Regions from separate parts of the Homo sapiens genome. Here all the other regions are linked to region 2. Evidence: read pairs that join two places in POLR2A ChIA-PET (ENCODE). Cell type or tissue: Panc1. All regions are shown on one strand. Links, peaks and the distances in the headings refer to the core of each region. The heading gives the core; the rest is flanking DNA.

What was found. ChIA-PET counts read pairs that join two places held together with the same protein. Peaks named below come from ENCODE experiments on the same cell type or tissue, not always from the same donor. Only the 100,000 strongest peaks of a DNase experiment are listed, where the experiment ranks them.
Region 1: POLR2A ChIA-PET joins it to region 2 with 12 read pairs; 2 of 35 experiments call an interaction of 5 or more read pairs at or near these places.
Region 3: POLR2A ChIA-PET joins it to region 2 with 14 read pairs; 3 of 35 experiments call an interaction of 5 or more read pairs at or near these places.

What each region holds. Positions count from the first base shown.
Region 1 is chr5:125,268,103-125,274,295 of GRCh38, reverse strand. The region is part of intron 4 of LOC101927421 (a long non-coding RNA gene); the gene reads right to left. Among named protein-coding and RNA genes, the nearest start is that of LINC02240, 220 kb to the left of the region's middle. In Panc1, for the core only: no CTCF peak of the experiment used is centred there; no DNase peak of the experiment used is centred there; H3K27ac peaks cover 1,139 bases.
Region 2 is chr5:125,323,732-125,329,924 of GRCh38, reverse strand. It overlaps LOC101927421 (a long non-coding RNA gene), which reads right to left. Exons shown (of 6, transcript NR_109882.1): 5 at 4,478-4,573. Among named protein-coding and RNA genes, the nearest start is that of LINC02240, 170 kb to the left of the region's middle. In Panc1, for the core only: no CTCF peak of the experiment used is centred there; no DNase peak of the experiment used is centred there; H3K27ac peaks cover 2,297 bases.
Region 3 is chr5:125,181,842-125,188,034 of GRCh38, reverse strand. The region is part of intron 4 of LOC101927421 (a long non-coding RNA gene); the gene reads right to left. Among named protein-coding and RNA genes, the nearest start is that of LINC02240, 310 kb to the left of the region's middle. In Panc1, for the core only: no CTCF peak of the experiment used is centred there; no DNase peak of the experiment used is centred there; H3K27ac peaks cover 1,274 bases.

The DNA of each region.
Region 1 (6,193 bases), core at 2,097-4,596, 56 kb after region 2:
TGGCTTGTACCAGCTCTTAAGAGACAATTGTTAAAGTTTCAGGAATTTTGTGATCAATTAACATCATGTTAGTAGTATTCAATTGATTATTTATACCACAAACACTACAAATGGACAAAAACCACAAATCAGGGTTGTTGTTGTTGCTGTTGTTGTTTCTTCTGAAGATCCAGTTGTTACCCATTTACCAGCATACCACCGGTTCACTGCTGAGTCTCTTTGCTGCATCCAGACCAGGGAGAGCGTGCTCCACTGATGAAAATGGACACAACCAACCCCCTGAAGTTCATTTATTAAACAAATATTTAATGAATGCCTACCTGATTTCAGATACTTCGGCCACCTCCTACCATTGTGTAGAACAAGTAAGGGCTGAAATTCAGCCCACTATCTGCCTGCACACCTCAAAGGAGTCTTAAGATTGTGAAAAATGTGAAAACACATTGTTCTAAATCTCTCAAAGAGATTCACGGAACTATGGGCTTGTAGGGTGCAGTCTGTCTTGGTGTCTGTCAAGAGGGGTGCTTTTTCTTATTTACTTAAAGGGACATTCTGGACAAACGGTGGGTGCTGAATGCTGTGCATGTGCTGAAGGCACAGGAGTGTGCAAGCCAGACAAAGTCCTGTCTGCAGAGCTCACCTTCCAGAGCGGGAAGAAAATGAACATGATAATTTCAGAATGTGACCGCACCTTGAAGCAAAGCCACCAAGATGTGAGAGAGAGATGGAGGTGGTGGGAGGGGTACTGCTTTGGGGCAGGAGTTCAGGACTGGTCTCTGTGGTCTGTGTAAAGTGCACTCCAAACAGAGAGAACAAGAGCAAGTGCCCAGGGTGAAAAGGGAGTGTGTGTTACTAAGGACAGACGACAGCCCATGTTACTTGGAGCAGAGTGAGAAACACAGAGAAGGGTACAAGTTGGGGACAAAGAGGTAAGCAGGGGCCCTAGTTGTCCATGAAATGGAAGTTAGATATTATCTTTGGGTAATGAGAAGCTATTGGAATGTTTTAAGCAGAGGAGTGATTTGCATTTTTAAAAGATCATGCAGGCTTTCATATGAAAATAAGATTGTAAGGAAACAAAAGTACATGCAAGAGACCAGTTACAAGGCTGAATGCCTCTCTCCCCAAATCTGAGTGCACACTTCCCAAGATGAGGTTTCTCCTTTGTGTTTTCATTTTTATTTATTTTAAAATCTTATCCCTGCACCCCAGCCCAGACTTCCTGACTTAACCACCACTTACCAGTCCAAGACCCAACTTCCATCTCTGAAAGCTTGTGTTTGGTTTTCTTTGAATTAGTTCTCGATCACTATTTATTAACAACATATCATATCATGGTGTCTATACCAGAATAATTCAAAAGGTAATTTAAGGAACACAAGGCATCCAAAACAGAGCAGCAAGACAAAGGAAAAATAATCCTGGTACATACCAGATTCAATTTTGAGTTTGAGATTAGATTTCACACTGGGCTTATTAGCCTTTGTTAAATCAAGTTTAGCTTAAAGCTGCCTCCTTACCTATTGTAAGTCTGGCTTAAATGTTTCTCTGTACAGCATGAACTATAACCTAAATGGGAGTGTAAACAGACTATAGTCTACACTTGTGCCAATCGCCAAGTTTTGACCAATCAAATGTGGCCAAATGGTCAAACTGTGTTCAAATAAGACAAATGTCGAACTTTAACCAATCCAGCTGTTTCTGTACCTCACTTTAGTTTTCTGTACATCACTTCCTCTTTCTGTCCATAAATCTTCCACTATGTGGCTGCCCTGGAGTCTCTGAGCCTACTCTGGCTTGAGAGGCTGCCCGATTTGCGAATTGTTCATTGCTCAATTAAACTCTTAAATTTAATGTGACTGAAATTTTTCTTTTAACACCTTACAGGGCTAAATATCCCTTTTCTAAATTGGTTCTAAGTCCTGGAGGCATTTTGGTGTCACCTAAAGGACTTTTAAAAATACCTATGCCTAGGTTCAATTCCAAGAGTTTCTGATTTCACTGGTCTATGGCAGAACTGTATTATTGTAGTCTTTTTAAATCTACCCAAATAATTTTAATGTATAACCATGGTTGAAATTATGCTTCTTATGCTTCTAAATGCACGGGCATTTAGCCAGAAAGAAAGGAAAAATGATATACGGAGCAATAGCAGCAAGACCTTCTCACCCTTGAGCCTGAAATGAGGAAGAGCAACACTATTTTTTTTTCCATGAAGGATGCAGGTGGAAAGTTAATTCGGCAATACAGAGACCAAACAGCAAAAAAAGGGAGTAGTTCCAGAACTCAGAGACTTAGCTAAGTCTAGATCTAAGCTATCTCAAAAAAGAAATGTAAGCTGTCTCAAATACTAGATTTCTGGAAGTGACTATTTAAAAGCAACTGGCTCTACTTTACACTTACACAATTTAAAATACAAATCTAAAGTGGAATGATGTGAGATCTCTTTCCAAAAGACTGCCACTTACATACTCAAATCTTGAAAGGAAACATGCACCCAAATAAATATCAAAAGGGAAGTTCTCTCTTGCCTTCCAACCATCTGGCTCAAACACCTTCATCTTCCAAAAAATAAACATTAATCAGGAAATGATGCAGAAGAGCAGAGTTCTGGAGAATTCAGGAGAGGGAGAGGCAATGGCAGGCACTGCTTTCCTACTATGTATCAAGCATTGTGAGGGACAGTCCCCAAATTTTCCCATTTATCATAAAAATAACCCCTTGTTAGCATCACTTGTATTTCACAGTTGTTTAAACTGAGGCTTCAAGTATTAAGTGATTTTATTAAGATCCCACATCTAGAAAGCAGGAGAGAAGTGTTCAGAGCTCCAAAACCCATATTCTTCATTATGCTATGCTTCTTCAGCCAAGATAAGGTGGGGCAAAGGGACTGAAGAAACTAGGCAAATTGGAAATCAGGAAGATACTGAAAAATGTACAAAATTAAGAAGCCGAAGACAGACAAATGCCAAAATTAAGAAGTTGAAGGGGGACAAATTTCTGCCTGGAATCCCTGATGTAGTGTCTCTGCTCCCTCCTTTCTGGCACAGAGACAGGAATAATTCCAGGTAGGAATTTAACATGGAATGTTAAGGGACCCCAGGCTAAGAATATGGCATGGACAAGAGAGTCAGCAAAATGAGGGATGGAAGAAGAGAGAGCCACCTGGGACTCATAGCACCAATTGCCAATGGTTTGCCTTGTGAGGTGGGAGACTCTTTTCTTCCTCCTCACCTATCCCAGAAAAGCATTTCACAGAGACCTACTTTCAAATGTCACTTTTCCCGCTTTTCCTTTGTAAAACTATCATATTCAAGAACACTTCCTGCCTTCTTGTATGTTTATTTTATGTTGGAGCTTATTCATTTATGGTAATATAGAAAAAAAGAGCTTTGGGATGTTTTTCTTTTCTTTTCTTTTCAATTTGCAAAGGGATTTTGAGAGTGCTGAGAAATAGTGTTCTTTCTCCATGAAATAAGCATTTGCTGAAATGGACCAAGGAAACAGAAGTGAATATTTTCTGCCCACTGCAACACTTCTCAGCTTATTTCGTTTGAGCCACTTAGACACCTTGCTTCTAGTTAAGCAATTTCATACAGAACTCTATTTTCCATTATGAAATCATTGTCGTTGCTTGAGGGACAAAAGATCTTCTCAGCAAATGAAAAACTTGATTCTAATCATTTACTCTAATCAGTAATTAACATTTTGCCAAACTACTAAAAATACAATGACACACAGAAGAACATTTTCATGAGGGTTTATGAGTGTTTCCCAGCCTGTTTCTCTTTAATTTTTAAAACTCTCACAATAATTGTCTTAAAGATTCTATCAAACTACCTTTCTCGGTCTCTGTGAAATACAAGTCATTAAGAAGACAAAGACTATTTATAAATGGCTAGTGGACATCAATATTCTGTCCATTCATTGAGTATATATGGGCCTTTTTCTTTGTTTTGTTTTGAGTCCCAAAGAACAAGACAAAGATAAAGGTGAACACAAAGCAGTCACTCTTTGCCGAAGAGTGGGATGATATCAGAGGCAGCCAAACCGGTTATCTGTTAGGGAGGCTATTGGAATCCTGCTGCTTCATTGGTTTCCTTGTTATAAAGGTTGCTCTGGCCTTTTCGCACACTTGGAGAAAATTTTATTCATTGCAATGTCACACCTGTGAAATAGAGCTCTTTGATGACAACACTGCCTCCAGATAGAACGTAACCTTTGCTTCACTAACAGGCAGCTGGGGAAGTGCAGTCATATATCAGTGCTGTGAGTGATGTCATTGAAAGGCAAGGCTGCTAGAAGGGAAACCAAACACAAAACAGTGGACTCCCACTGCATTCTCTCCAATAGGAAGACATTCCATCCAATAACAACTGTCATGGCTGGGTTGGATTACTCCGAAAGTACCAATGGCACGCCAGAACAAAAGGCATTGATAGCTGCCAGAAACCCAAACCATGATAAAAAAGCAATTATGTCATGGCATCATAGGTGTGTTTCCTCTTTTTGTTCTGTTGCCACAAGGAAAAGAACTTTATCCCTGTAGATAAAACTCGAAGGTAGAAGGCCAAACTGAGAAAAGATGGTGTCGAAGACTTTTTAAATTTCTGGTGAAATTCTAACCCACAACTCCTAGCTCAGACTTTGAGTTGGTAGTTACTTGGCTTACTCTTACTTTAACATAAAATAAAAGCAGTTCCTCTGTTTAGGGATGTATATGCCTCCATTAAAAAAATCGGAGATTTCTTTATGATCTGCTTTTTTCTGAAATAATAACTTTTCTTAAGTGTATGCTATTCTTAAGCTCAGTATAAAAGAAACTTTGAACTATTGACCTTACGGATGATATGGGCAGGTACCATTCACCACCTTTTCAAGCAGCCATTTCAATTTTCTGAGGGTGAATTTTTTCCCTCATATTAGGCAACTCTGGTATCTTTACAGATAATTATTCACTTGGTCAATTTTCTGGACCTTTTTTTTCCTTTTCTTTCTCTCTCCTGCTGCATTATCATGACATGACTATTCACTCTGTGCCAAAGGGAACTCAAGGATATAGGAGTCACACCAGCCAGCATGGCTCCCTGGAAACAAGTTTGGCAAAGAATATCATGGGTGAGGAAGTACTGGGAATTCCTAGCTCGAATAAATTTTTAGAGTTTTCCATGTATTTTTTGGTTTTCTTTGGTCTCAACATCTCCAATCGAAACATAATTGAAATATCACTGTTTTATGTATCAGCATTTGAACACAGCAAAGTCCATTGATGTAATATGATGTTTGGAATAGTAGAACATCTGGTAGGAAACAGGGGTTTTGACACTTGTCTAAACCATAGATGTTGTAATTCTTATTTTTCTATCCAGTGTTTATAGAAGAGTACAATTTTCCCCATTGTTGACATAATTTATATATTAAAATCATATGAAGATGTTGTTTCAAAGCATACATATGCAGTATCCACGCCTAGGATTCTGATTTAGTTGTCTGTGTTGGGGATGAAGCATGTATGCTTTTTAAAACTTTCTAGGTGCTTCTCAACTAGACCACTAAGTGAAAACCAATGGTGTAAAGATTTATTTTGCATACTTTTTTAAAATGACATTTAAAAAATTTTAAGCTACATCTCCACTATATATTTTATTTTATTTTTTGTTTGTGTTTTTTTTTGTTATTATTTTTAAGACAAGGTCTCATTCTGTTGCCCAGGCTGGAGTGCAGGGCCAGGATCTCGGCTCACTTCAACCTCTGCTTCTTGGGCTCAAGAGATTCTCCCACCTCAGCCTACTAAGTAGCTGGGACTACAGGTGTGCGCCACCACATCCTGCTAATTTCTTATATTTTTTGTAGAGACAGGATTTTGCCATGTTGCACAGGCCAGTCTCTTACTCCTGGACTTAAGCAACCCGCCTGCCTCAGCCTTCCAAAGTGCTGGGATTACAGGCTTGAGCCAGCTCATGGAACTCTACTATCCGCTTTAAAAAGAATCTCCTGGATACTGTTTAAATGTCTTATACATGGTATCTATATTTCCATGGTACAATTTTTTCAAGATCCACTCCATTAAGTTGCATGCTAAGATCCTGATTGCTGTATTCATTTTAGTCAGCAAAATTAGATTTCTCAATTTCATCGATTAGAGAACAGACATATAAATTCCTGTTGTCAAATGCTTAACTTTAAAATTACA
Region 2 (6,193 bases), core at 1,868-4,367:
GGTCAAGAATTAGACCTGAGGAAAAGGTACACATGAGACTGACTTGAAATCAAAGATTTTAGGCCCATTTGCTCAAACTAAAAGAATCCTCAGCCATAATAGCTGTCCAAGATGAGCCAGGACACAAGAACCATCTCTTGTGTCCCTTTATTGCCAAGTGTGCCATCCCTGTCTAATTTCATATCTCCCACTGGGAGAAAAGAGGTAGCAACAACATTATTACCAATAATGCCACGCTCTTTAGAAACTGTTTGTATTGAAACAATATAGACCTTCTTGCCTCTGTAATTATCTAATACCATTCACTTACTGCTGGTTCCATCATTAGTCATACCACTGCATTATCCCTCCTGCTCTCTGTGGATAATGGCTTCCAATGACCCTTTCAACAGTCGTTACTGAGCTTTGTTGATGACGACCACAATACAAGAATATCCAGGGTATGCAGAAAAAAATGCGAACCACGTTTTGTTTTCTGGGCATGTTAAATGTACCATACAAAAATTTACATTGTAAAAACATAGAACTACACATCTCCCAACTGAGTAGGTCATAATCATAGCACTCCTATAATCTGATTGGTTTCAATGTTGACTGCTCTCTCGACTTCCATATACCACAACCAGCAGGGACAATAGGCAAAAGCCCTTAGGTAGGGTGGACAGAACAGTCTCATTCTCACAAGAAATGTCTGTTCCTCATGTGGTACAGCTAAAGACAGACCAGGGTGAGTAAAACATCACTGCATCAGTAAGAAGCAAAAGAGGATATCAAATGAAGGGCCTGTTGGCTTTGCATAGCACTTGTCTGTCCTCTGAAGAGATAAGTCCGCTCCCCTAAGACTGCCTGGTGAGGGGGTGGACTGACAATCCTAGGTGCCACTGAGGGTACATACAGAGTAAATAACACCATGGCAGCCCCTCACCACCTTTGTGTGCTGGACTTGAGGTGATGCTGTGGTGAAAACTCAAAGAGCCAACACATGGCCTTCACATGCATTTGAAACTTAAAAGTCAACGGTAGATGGTAGGCAAGACAGAATGCTGAAATCGTTCTGCGCCTCATGTGAATGAGGATGTGTCAGCTTGTCAATACCATTCTCTAGGCCCAACTCTGCATGATCCTGCCTGGAAAAAGCAGGCTGGCCAGTAAAAAAAAAAAAGCACTCTGCATAGCTCCACCATCCGGAAACAAGGTCCTGGACACAGGCCCCTGGGATGTCCCATAGATGAGGGTCTTGATGCTCCTTAGAAGCATCTGATCAACCCTTGTTAAAGGTGGGGTGGGGGTAAAATGGTGGGAGAATACCCTGAAAGGAAAAAACATGGACCAGGGCTCATGCATCCCTGGTGCAGATTCAGGTCACCTTATCCCAAAGGAACGGTTGGCCTAACCAAGCCCAGGCACCAAAAAGACCTCACTTGCTTAAATCTGAGGGCAGTATTGGCCATTTAGGCACTCCTTAGAAGCATTTCTGAGACTCTTTTGAGGAGGGTTGATATGGGCCACAGCTTTATTCTGTGGTTGTTGGTTACTCTAGCAAGCTGCTGTCTTGCCCCATTCTTTCTGGCCATCTATTGCTATCACATAAAACGATTCTCTTTTTTCTCTTAATATCGGCAATTTTATATTGTCATGTCACTTTGCTTTTAAGCTAAAAAACATTCCTCTCTTAAATTCTTAACCACAATCTACAACAAGGCTGTGGGGTTTAATAAAACTTTAGTAACAGCTCAAGAGTATAGAAGTGACATGAAAAAAAGAAAAGGAAAAGAAACAAACAGAAATAAATTAGGTAAGCATTCCTGCTCTTACACTCTCAGGGCCATACCCAATCCCAAGGATTCTTTATGACCATTGCCCAGTTAGACAATGTCAGCATAAGGTAGGTGCCCAGTGAATGAATATTAGTTAAATGACTGAATGAAAAGTTGAAAATTCCCTTGCAGTGGGAGAGTCTTTGACTATATTCTTCTTAGCCTGGAGTTACTGCCCCGACCCTGAGTCTCAAGCCTCACAGAGGTGCTGACAGGCCATTCTCAGATCTGCCACACAGGTATAGAATTACCCTACTGTCTCAATTCTATTCACCGTGACGTTTACCTCTTTCATTATTATTCACAGACATTTAACTCTCAGTTTCCATTCCAGGATTATATCTTGAGTTTACCTTTATAAAAACAAAATCCCATTGGAAGTTTTTTTGCCACCTCCTCCACCCCACCCCCAAATAAGCATCTTTCTAGGCAGAATTCAATACCAGCAACACTAATTTTGAAACTGCATTTTCTTCCCTTCCTTTTCTCCGCAGCCTTCCAGTGTTTCAGTTGCCAGACAGGATTCAAGATTCAAGTTTCTGGACTTTTCTAACCACCCAGCAGCCCCTGCAAGTGGTTACATTTCCTAAACAAATGACCAGTTTGGGGTGGCAAGCAGGGAGATAATTTGCGCGCCACTGCGCTCCAGCCTGGGTGATAGAGCGAGGCTCCATCTCAAAAAAAAAAAAAAAAAAAAAAAAGAGTGAGCATTTTGCTTGGCTTTGCCCTCTGTGTTTAGCTCTTCCTCATTACCCTAGCAATGATGGCTGGTCAAAGATCCTGGCCATCTCTACATCTTTTTCCACTTTAGAGACAAGACTAACAATTACCAACGTGCATTATAAGTTCACTGCTGAAAGCCTTAAATTGTTAGTTTAAATATCGAGTAACAAGGGAGCTTTCATTTCCTAAAAGTTGTAATTGTTTAGAATTCACAGCCTCATATTTATGCTTCGACAATTTCTTGGGTGATAAATCCTCAGTTAGTATCAGGTTTTAAACTTAATTTACTTATAATCTACACATAGTATTAGTTAAGAAACCCTACTTATAAATGATAAAACTTTGCTATAATTAGCAGGAGTGTGGAAGGAAGAAGAATTGCCTTGGGCCACACATACAATACACTTACAATAATGATAGCTGATGAGCAAAAAAAAAAAAGTCTCATAATGTTTTAAGAAAGTTTACGAATTTGTGTTGGACTGCATTCGAAGCCATCCTGGGCTGCATGCAGCCTGTGGGTCATGGGTTGGACAAGCTTGTAACTAGAGTTTATAATGATTCTTCCATCATTTAGCCTCTCTTTTCAAAAATAAGGTATTTTTCCCTAATAGCTTTTGCAACTTGATAGTTAATTGTTAAAATAATCACTAAAATAGCCATCCTACCTATGACTCCATAAAGAAAATCCATTTGTATAAAGGAAGATTAAGTGAATAAATAAATAACTTAGCTTAATAGTAAATTCACAGCTAATATCAGAAGTTACATAATTTAGGATGGGCTCCTCTAAATTACCTTTGGTTAATTATAAGACAGATCAAAATGTTTAAAAATATAACGGTTCGAGTTAGCATGCAGTCCTAGGTAATTAAAGACATTGTGCCCTTTTTTGTATTTATTTAAATAAAAGTAAAATATTGACCTTCCTAACTATCCTATAGAGTAGTCCTAACCTTGCCTGGAAGAGGGTGATGATTTGTAGAGTTATGATTGTTAATGGCCTTCAAATGCAGCCTGCACAGGCCCTTAACTCCCCAGTGTACAGTAAGGTTTAGCCCTTTCCAGATGGGAAAATGATAAGGACACTAGAAAGATAGTAGGTCATTCTTGGGCAGCTGCCAGAAACTTGCAGCAAAATGAATCATGTAGGGCTGTGGTGCTTTAGCCAGCATTTTTCCATTTTAATTTATCAAGCCAAAGCTTGTTGACATGAAAGTGAATGAAATTGTTATACAGTGGGCTCTAAAAAGCCAGCTCAAGGGTTTAGTGGAGAAGAGCTCTGACTATAAATAACAAAGAAAATACAGGGAATGTTCTTTCCACTAGCACCTGCTCTGTTGTTTGAGATGCATCGGCAATTAACTCAAATCCCAATATCAGCAGCAACTGGAAAAAGGCCAATTCTTTGAAATATTACGGAGGCTCCAAAATCTGTTGTAGATGATTATCAAAGGGCTGATTCTCAAACTGGTCATTTTAGTTTTTTGATATGTAGGGCTGTATTTATTTGTTTACCAAATGTAGTAAAGTAACTGACCGAAATGACAAAGTATTATTGATATTGCTAGGAGAGTGGCTTTGCAATCAGAAAAGGTTAATGCCATCCTGCTTGAAAAAAAAATATTTTGCTGTGACTTGTCCAAAAAAGAAAACAATGAAATAAATCACTGACTAGCATTCACAAATGAAATCTCTGCATTTAGCTGAGGCATATAAATCAGGTTTTACAGTAAAAACAAGATACCCGCAATTTCCACTCTGAGTAAAAGAAAAAAACTAGCTGATTAGAGTAAGATTTAACACATGTGCATTAAGGAAAAAAAAAAACAAAACCTTCCTTGATGAAAGAGTATTTAACATTTTAAGCCTCTACTTAATGTTTTTGCACATAGTGACTCCTGATTAAATATATTTCTCTTAATAAAGAATGTTACCTGTACTAGCAAGAGACGAAGTATAATACTGTCTCTTTTCTTCTGAGGATGGAATAACACAATGTTTCCACTGCATATGCTCGCATCCTGTGGAATCTGGAAAAAAATATATACTCTCTGAGTCCATTTATTTCTTAATCGTTAGATTTATTTATTTGTGCCTTTACTCAAACAATATTTATTGAATGTCTTTTTGGGGCAACACGCCATATAAGGTTCTGTCAATTTTCTCAACTGACGCTGCAGATCAGTCAACTAAGTATGATGCCTACTTTTTTAAAATCAGGAAAGATAAAGCGTAAATAAATATTTAGGATATAAATACAAAGTAATAAATATTTCCATTAAAGAATGAAATATTAATCAAAGCTTCCTACTATCATCATTCTTTTTCCACTTTGTGAATTCACTTATATTTATATCTCACAGAAACATAAAATTAAGTGCCATCTAGATTCATAATAATTTATTGCCTTTATTTAAAATAATAAAATTGCACGCTGTGGTAGCTCTAGAAAATCTAGACTCTATGTTCACTATACTATAATCAATACTCTGCACATAGACCATTAGGCCATTCCACATATCAACATTAAAAGTCATTTAAAATTGCTATTAATATTATTTAATGATGATAATAAAAGACTAGACTCTGTAATTAACTTTGAGAAAAAATAAAACAATGATTAACATTTGTAAATGCTTATTATGTTCTCGGCATTTTGCTAATTGCTTTGTACACTTACTAACTGGATCATTATATTATCCCTTTGGGGTAAGTGCTGCCCTTCTCAGCATTTTACAGATGAGAAAACTGAGGATCAGAACGTTTCACTAACTTGGCAATATCTGATTTTGGACCCAGATGAGCAGTACTACCAACAATTATACTAATCTGAAACAGATTATAAATATTTAAAAATAAAAGATAAAGTGTTGTTTACAGATAATATAATTGCATATGTGAAAAAATAGAATGAACTAGAAATTTGTTACAAATGAAGACATTATGATATTTATATAGTTAATAAATATAAACTCTCATATATAAATAATAACCACTTTAAAAATATAATGGAAGAAAAGATCTCAATCACAGTCCCAAACAGAAAGATCTTTATAAAAACAAACTTTATATGGAATGTGTAGGACATTACAAGGTGAACATTTTTCAGAATCTATGGAAAGACATACTGTATGCCTTCAATAAATTGCAATTTATCTTGTTCTTAGAAATAAGAGCTCAATGTTAAATCATCATTTCTTTTGGGGAAAAAAAAGAACACTCTAAAATCTACAAAATAAAACTGTCACTACAGTAGCCTGAAAAGTAAATATATAAAACTAGCTGGATTATAAAGAGGAAGAATAAGGAGTTGTACCAGATAATAAAACATACGGTAAAGCTGCAGTTCATATCACTTCAGTAATAGGCCAGGAATACACAAAAGCATCAATGGAAAAGAAAGTCCAGAAACACACCCAAATACATACGGAAATTACCATAAAGAGAGCATTTCAAACCAGTGTGGGTAAAGATAAAATTTTCAATAAATCTGTGATAACTATATAGTCATTTGGAAAAAGTAAAACCACATCTCCAAATCACTACTTAGATAAAAATAAACTCCAGATGGAGCAAAGATTTAAAGTAAACAATGAAGCCATTAAAGAACTGGATGAAAACGTGACTGAATTTATTTATAACTTAGGGTG
Region 3 (6,193 bases), core at 2,097-4,596, 140 kb after region 2:
TCAAAATGTATCACCTTCAAAAGTCCAAAGAGATCATATGCCTGATTTGGCCAGTCATCTTTTGCCAAAAACTACCCCTATTGATTACTGTCCTTGTGCTCTGCCAAAGCCCATATGTCAGGTGCCCTTAGGACAGGTGCCAGTCTCTTGTCCAATATACTGAAGCCAAGGAATGCAAAACAAACCAGACTAAGGGCAAGGGATCACCCACTGCTTAGTTAAGGAAAAGGTCCCATTTTGAGACTTCTCAAAATGACATCTTGCATACATTCCCCAGAAAGTTAAACATTATGACTTTAATTTCATCTAAACGGTCAAAAAATTTTTTTAGTGAGAGATTATGAAAGCTAATTTTTAACATGTCTTCAAAAATTAATAGTGTGAAATGATACCATTGAGATACTTCCAGTAGAATATGGGGACATCTCCCCATTCTGTCCTGATATTTTCTTTGTAACCAACTCTGTACCATGTTAGTGATTTGCATATAATAGCCTCCTGGCACAGATTAAATAAAACAAGTTCCCATTGCAGCTAATAAACTCACTGTAACAAGTCCCTCAACTTTGCCTGGTCACAATGCTCAGCAGGACTGCCATATGTGGAACTGGATGCAAGATAAAAATAACATTATTTTGTGCTTTCAAACCCATACAACTTTATATTGTTTCTTTGGAAATAAATTTTGTTTAATGACCAGTGATTATCTCCTATCTGCCTTGCTATCATACCAGTTTTGTTTTTTTTTCTTTTTAATCACTAGCGTTATCTGTACTTTGGAAGAAGAGCTACAATTAAACATATTTTGAACAGAAGAGAAAAAGGCAGCAGGGCTCTTTTGGCATCCGTTCGTACAGCCTATCATTCCAAAACATTTCTGGTTTTACACTGGTATCATCAACCAATGTCAGCACAGCTGAGGTGGCTGTGCTAATTAACTGTCCTGCCGAACCAGCTGAGAAAGCTTGTAGAAACTCCATGGGAATATGAGCTATTAGAAAGAAATTCTATCCAGTGGAACTAGGGAGCAAACCCAAATATAGAATCAAAACACAGAACAGTTGCCCTTAACCATCAGGTGATAACATCATCAGTTACAAGATGTTAGAGAGTTAGCAGAGTTGAATACCAGGCTGGTATGACAGAATAAAAATTAATTACACGTAAATAGTTCAAGGCCATTTCTTCTTCTGTTTACAACAAAGCTTTTGGGAATAGCTAACTTAGCATCTCAGAAGAGAGAAAGTTCTCACAATCCAAGAGAGAAAGTACTCAAAATCCAAAGGCACATTCTCAAGGGAAAAACCAGTGCAACATAAGAAAGGCTACAATCTCTAAGGGGCTGCTTGAGATGTGTATGGGGTGGGGCAAGAGTGGGGAGGGTTGTTCTGGGAATATGATGAAATCGTAGGTGTCATGCAGGATAGACAATTAGGGTCAAATGCCTGAAAAGGTGTATGTAACGTGACACATTATTCTTTTTCATTACTTCAATCTCTTTGTTAAATTCATCTGATAAAATTTTGAATTCCTTCTCTGTGTCATCTTGAACTTTTTCGAGTTCCTCAACCCAGCTATTTTGAATTCTCTATCTGAAAGGTCACATATCTCTGTTTCTCCAGAGTTGGTTCTTGGTACCTTATTTAGTTTGTTTGATGAAGTCATGTTTTCCTGGATGGTGTTGATGCTAGTAGATGTTCTTCATTGTCTGGGGATTGAAGGGTTAGGTATGTATTGTCGTCTTCACTGGGCTTATTTGTAGCTGTCCTTCTTGGGAAGGCTTTTCAGATATTTGAAAGGACTTGGGTGCTGTGATCTAGGCTGTATGTGCCTTAGGGGGCACCCCAAGTCCAGTTACGCTGTGGTTCTTGCAGAGCTGTAGAGGTACCACCTAGATGGTCTTGGATAACATCCAGGAGAATTCTCTGGATTATTGGATAAAAACTCTTGTTCCCTTCCCTTACATTCTCCCAAACATACAGAGTCTCTCTGTCTCTCTCTCTCTCTCTCTCTCCCCCCCCCCCCCACCTAACATGGGGGGTGGAGTGATACAAGCACTCCTGTGGCCACCACCACTGTGACTGCACTGGGTCAGGCCTGAAGCCAGCACAGTGCTATGTCTCGCCCAAGTCCTGCTGTAACCATTCCCTGGCTACTGCCTATATTCACTCAAGGCCCTGGGGCTCTGCAATCAGCAGGTAGCAAAGCCAGCCAGGCCTGTGTCCTTCCCTTCAGGGTAGCAAGGTCCCACAGACCCCTAATGGGTTCAGAAGTGCCATCCAGGAGTCAGGGACTAGAGTCAAAAACCTTAGAAGTTTACCTGGTGTTTTATTGTATTGCAGCTGAGCTGGCACCCAAGCTACACGATTCAGTCCTTCCCATTCTTCCCTCCCCTTTCCAAAGGCAAAAGGGCCTCACCCCATAGTCACCACCACCCCAGGCCACGAGGAGTACTGCCAGATTGCCAATGTTCCCTCAAAGTCCAAGGGCTCTTAAGTCATCTTGTCATGAATGCTGCCTGGCCTAGGACTCACCCTAAGGTGAGTCCACCAGGGCAGTGAGCTCCCCTCTGTCCAGGGCAGGTCTAGAAATGCCATCCAAGAGGCAAGTCCTGGAATCAAGGACCCCAAGAGCCCACTTGCTTGGTGCCCTACTGCGCTGTGGCTGTGCAGGCATGTAAGGTGCAAGACAAAATCTCCTTTACCTTTCACTCTGCTTTTCTGAAGCAGAAGAGGTTTTGCCCCATAGCCACCACAGCTGGTAATATGCTGAGTCTCAACTGAAACCAGCAAGTCTCAGAGGCTCACCCAAGCCCCTTGACATAGTACCCTGACATATCGCTGCTGGTTATTCAAGACCCAGGGCTCTTCAGTTAGCAGTTGATGAATGCTGCCAGGACTGAGTCCTTTCCTTCAAGGCAGCAGATTTCCTTCTGGCTCAGGGTGTGTCTAGAAATCTCGTCTGGGAGTTAGGGCCTGGAATGTGGGCCTCCCAGCTCTGACCAGTGTCCTATCCTGCTGTGGCTGAGCTGGTATCCAATACGCAAGACAAAGTCCTCCCCACTTTTCCTGCTCTTTCTCTCATGTAGAAGGAAGGAGTCTCTTTCGGAGCCCTGAGCTGTACAGCCTGGGGTTAGGAGAGGGGTGATGCAAGCACTCCCTTGGCTGCTCCAGTTGGTGTCCCAGTATGCCGCGTGCCCGCCTAGTCCACTGTCATTGGGCCTAATTCAGCCCTAGGACTCACCTAAGAGTTGCAGTCCTTATGGCCTAGACTGCCTTTCAAGCTTACTTAGAGACACAGGGTGATCTCTGTACCATGCAGGGGCTGCCAGGGTGGGAGAGGGATCGCATCAGTGATTCAGGACTGTTTTTTATCTCCTCATTGCCCCTTTCAATGATATGAAGTTAAAACCAGGTACTAGGAGTACTGATTTTTCATTCTTAAAAAATCACCACCACCCCAGGCCACGAGGAGTACTGCCAGATTGCAGTACTTATAAAAGGTGTTTCTTCTGTGTAGCTAGTTGTTAACTTGGTGTCCTCGCAGGTGGGGGGTGGAAGGCAGACATCCAGGGGACTTCCTATTCTGCCATCTTGCTCTACCTTCTCACATGGCACATGAATAAGAAAGATTTTGTTTGAGGCCAGGAAAATGAGAAGCTTCAGGAATTTCAAGAGTTAGGAGAGTTTTAATAAAAGTTGCTATGAGCAATGCACCACTACTACCACCATTTTTTTTAAGTTTGTTCAAGATATATAATAAAGAATAAGGCTCTTTACTGGGCTGTGTTTATCTAAATGTAACACTAAGACAGTCTTGGACTCTATAGAGTTTTAGATTGGTAGGCTTTTGTTGAGAACTGTGAAGGACCTGAGATTTTACCCTGCTTGAAAGCTAACAAGTTAACCTGGCAAAAGACATGAGACTCCTGGGGCAGAAACAAAGGACTTCATTACTCACAGCACAGCAAACCACATGAGCTTCTTGTTCATAGCCATTCCCCTTGCACTCCAAGGCCCATGAGGTGACACATTGCTTCAGGGGGATAAGAATACAGTTGGTTTGCATCCCGGCTGAGGGACATTAAGTGTAGGGAACTCGTATATTTTTTATAATGTGCTACAAGCAAACCTGCCTGGGCCTTTCCCCCAAGGGAAACATTATATTATACTGGACAATAAGCAAACCAGTCGTCAGCTCAAGAGAGATGCCATCTCTATCTTCCATGGCTGTTTGTTATGCAGGTGTCCCTGAAAAGATAGTGCCTCTGCTGGCAAGGTATGCCGAAGCATGAGACACCTATGGAGAATTGTCTCCTGAAAGCCTTATACTAACAGAGGCTACTGACAGTATAAGTCGTGCTCTCTTCCACCCACTGGGGCAATTCCAGGGTGGCAGCCAGTAAACATAATGTGTCCCTACAAGTTCCACTGTGCTCTTGAGGCATGCATATCTAGGCATCTGGGGGCATCTCCTTGGCTGTAGGGACACGGGCAATTGTTAGGGATACCATTCATTTGACCTCAAGTCATACAAAAGCAGTATCAGTTATATAACTGAGTCATTATGTGAATTGCCTTCATACTGAGGAAAATGAATATATATCTCAGCAGTTCTCCTTTTTCTGCCTTTTTCTCTATTTGTTCCCATTCCTGGAATTTCTCAACAAGGCAATAATCTCCCATATCCTCAGGCTCTTGAAGAGAGAAGGGTTTATACTATTATAAATAGCTCAAAATGTTCACTAGTTCTATTAATCGAACGCTTTGGGTTACAGGGTTGAAGAATAACAACTTGGAGTTTCTGATTCCCTTCCTAAATGATGTATAAGTTGAAACTGAATCCAGATTCTCTTAAGAAAACAGAAAGAGTCATAAACAACTTTTCTATTTGAATTCCCATGTCATGATGGCTTCAGTGAAACGACATGGGCCTGGAGTCAGAGAGACTCAAATGCAACTCTATCACTATTAGTATGACCGTTAGTAAATTAAGAGACTTAACCTAGGTCTCAATTTACTCATCTGTAACATAGGGATAAAAATACCTACATCCTAGTGTTGTTATCAGGATTAAAGGAGAAAATATTTGTAATGCATTTTGCATAGTACCTGGCTTTATGAATAATAGTTGTTATTATCAGCTTATCCTGTCACGCCAAGGAAGCCATAAAATACAATGTTGTGAGTGCAGGATTGCCCTTAACTTACTGCCTGTGTGAGATCCATTGCTATAGCTATCAATAAATCAGAAGTCAATGACTACTCTCCACTCTCGCCAACATGGAAATGTGTGGTGCTGTGAGATACTCAATTTGACTTCACTTCTTTGGTGGTGGATGCCACCTTTGTTCATTTGAATACTGGAGTTCAAAGGAGGATGCCAATAGGCATTGATGAGCTGCCAGGAAACCAGGTCTCTACAGAGCTTTATCACCTATGAATATCTTGGATACATCCTAAGCCAGGTGTCTTTTTAAAAAAAATATTTAAAAATCACTGTAGATTTTTAAAATTTCATATAATGTAGATTATAACTGCATTCTAAATTAAGGCTCTCCTAAGCACTTGAGTTCTGAAAAATTGCAACTTAGGCTAGAACTTGAATTGTTAGTGCTCAAGTCTGTAATGTCACCATGTCCTTCACCCCTAATCTTTTGCATCAACAAAGCAGTTAAAACAATAAACCCTTAGAAGACAAAGAAACTGAGCTCAGAAAAGATATTGAGTTGTCCAACTCCCTTTCCATTCAGTAAATTATCTCATCTCTGTAGCTGAGTCATTAACTCACAAGGAAGATAGTTACTGAGATTCCACCATGAGCAAATTATTATCCTGGCCCCTGGTGATAGGAAAGTATTAAGGCCTGATGACCACAGTCAGGAAGCTTCATTCTCTAAAGAAGCCACAAGGCAGCTTTTACATTGCACCTGCCAGAGTCAATGCACAGTGCTGGGAGATCCTGAATACTGTGTAAGGTAGGATTCCTTTGCTTTCAAGTAACAGAAAAAAAAAACCAACTTACTTTCTTTAAAATTTAGAATACTAAAGTAAAACACATCATAACCGGTGCTTCAATCATGGCATCAAGAAAACAGATTCCTTAGGAGTAGTTAATGCAGATCAAGTGCTTTTAACAGTACCCGGCAGCTAAGCATGATGGTTCACACCTGTAATCTCCACACTTCAGGAGG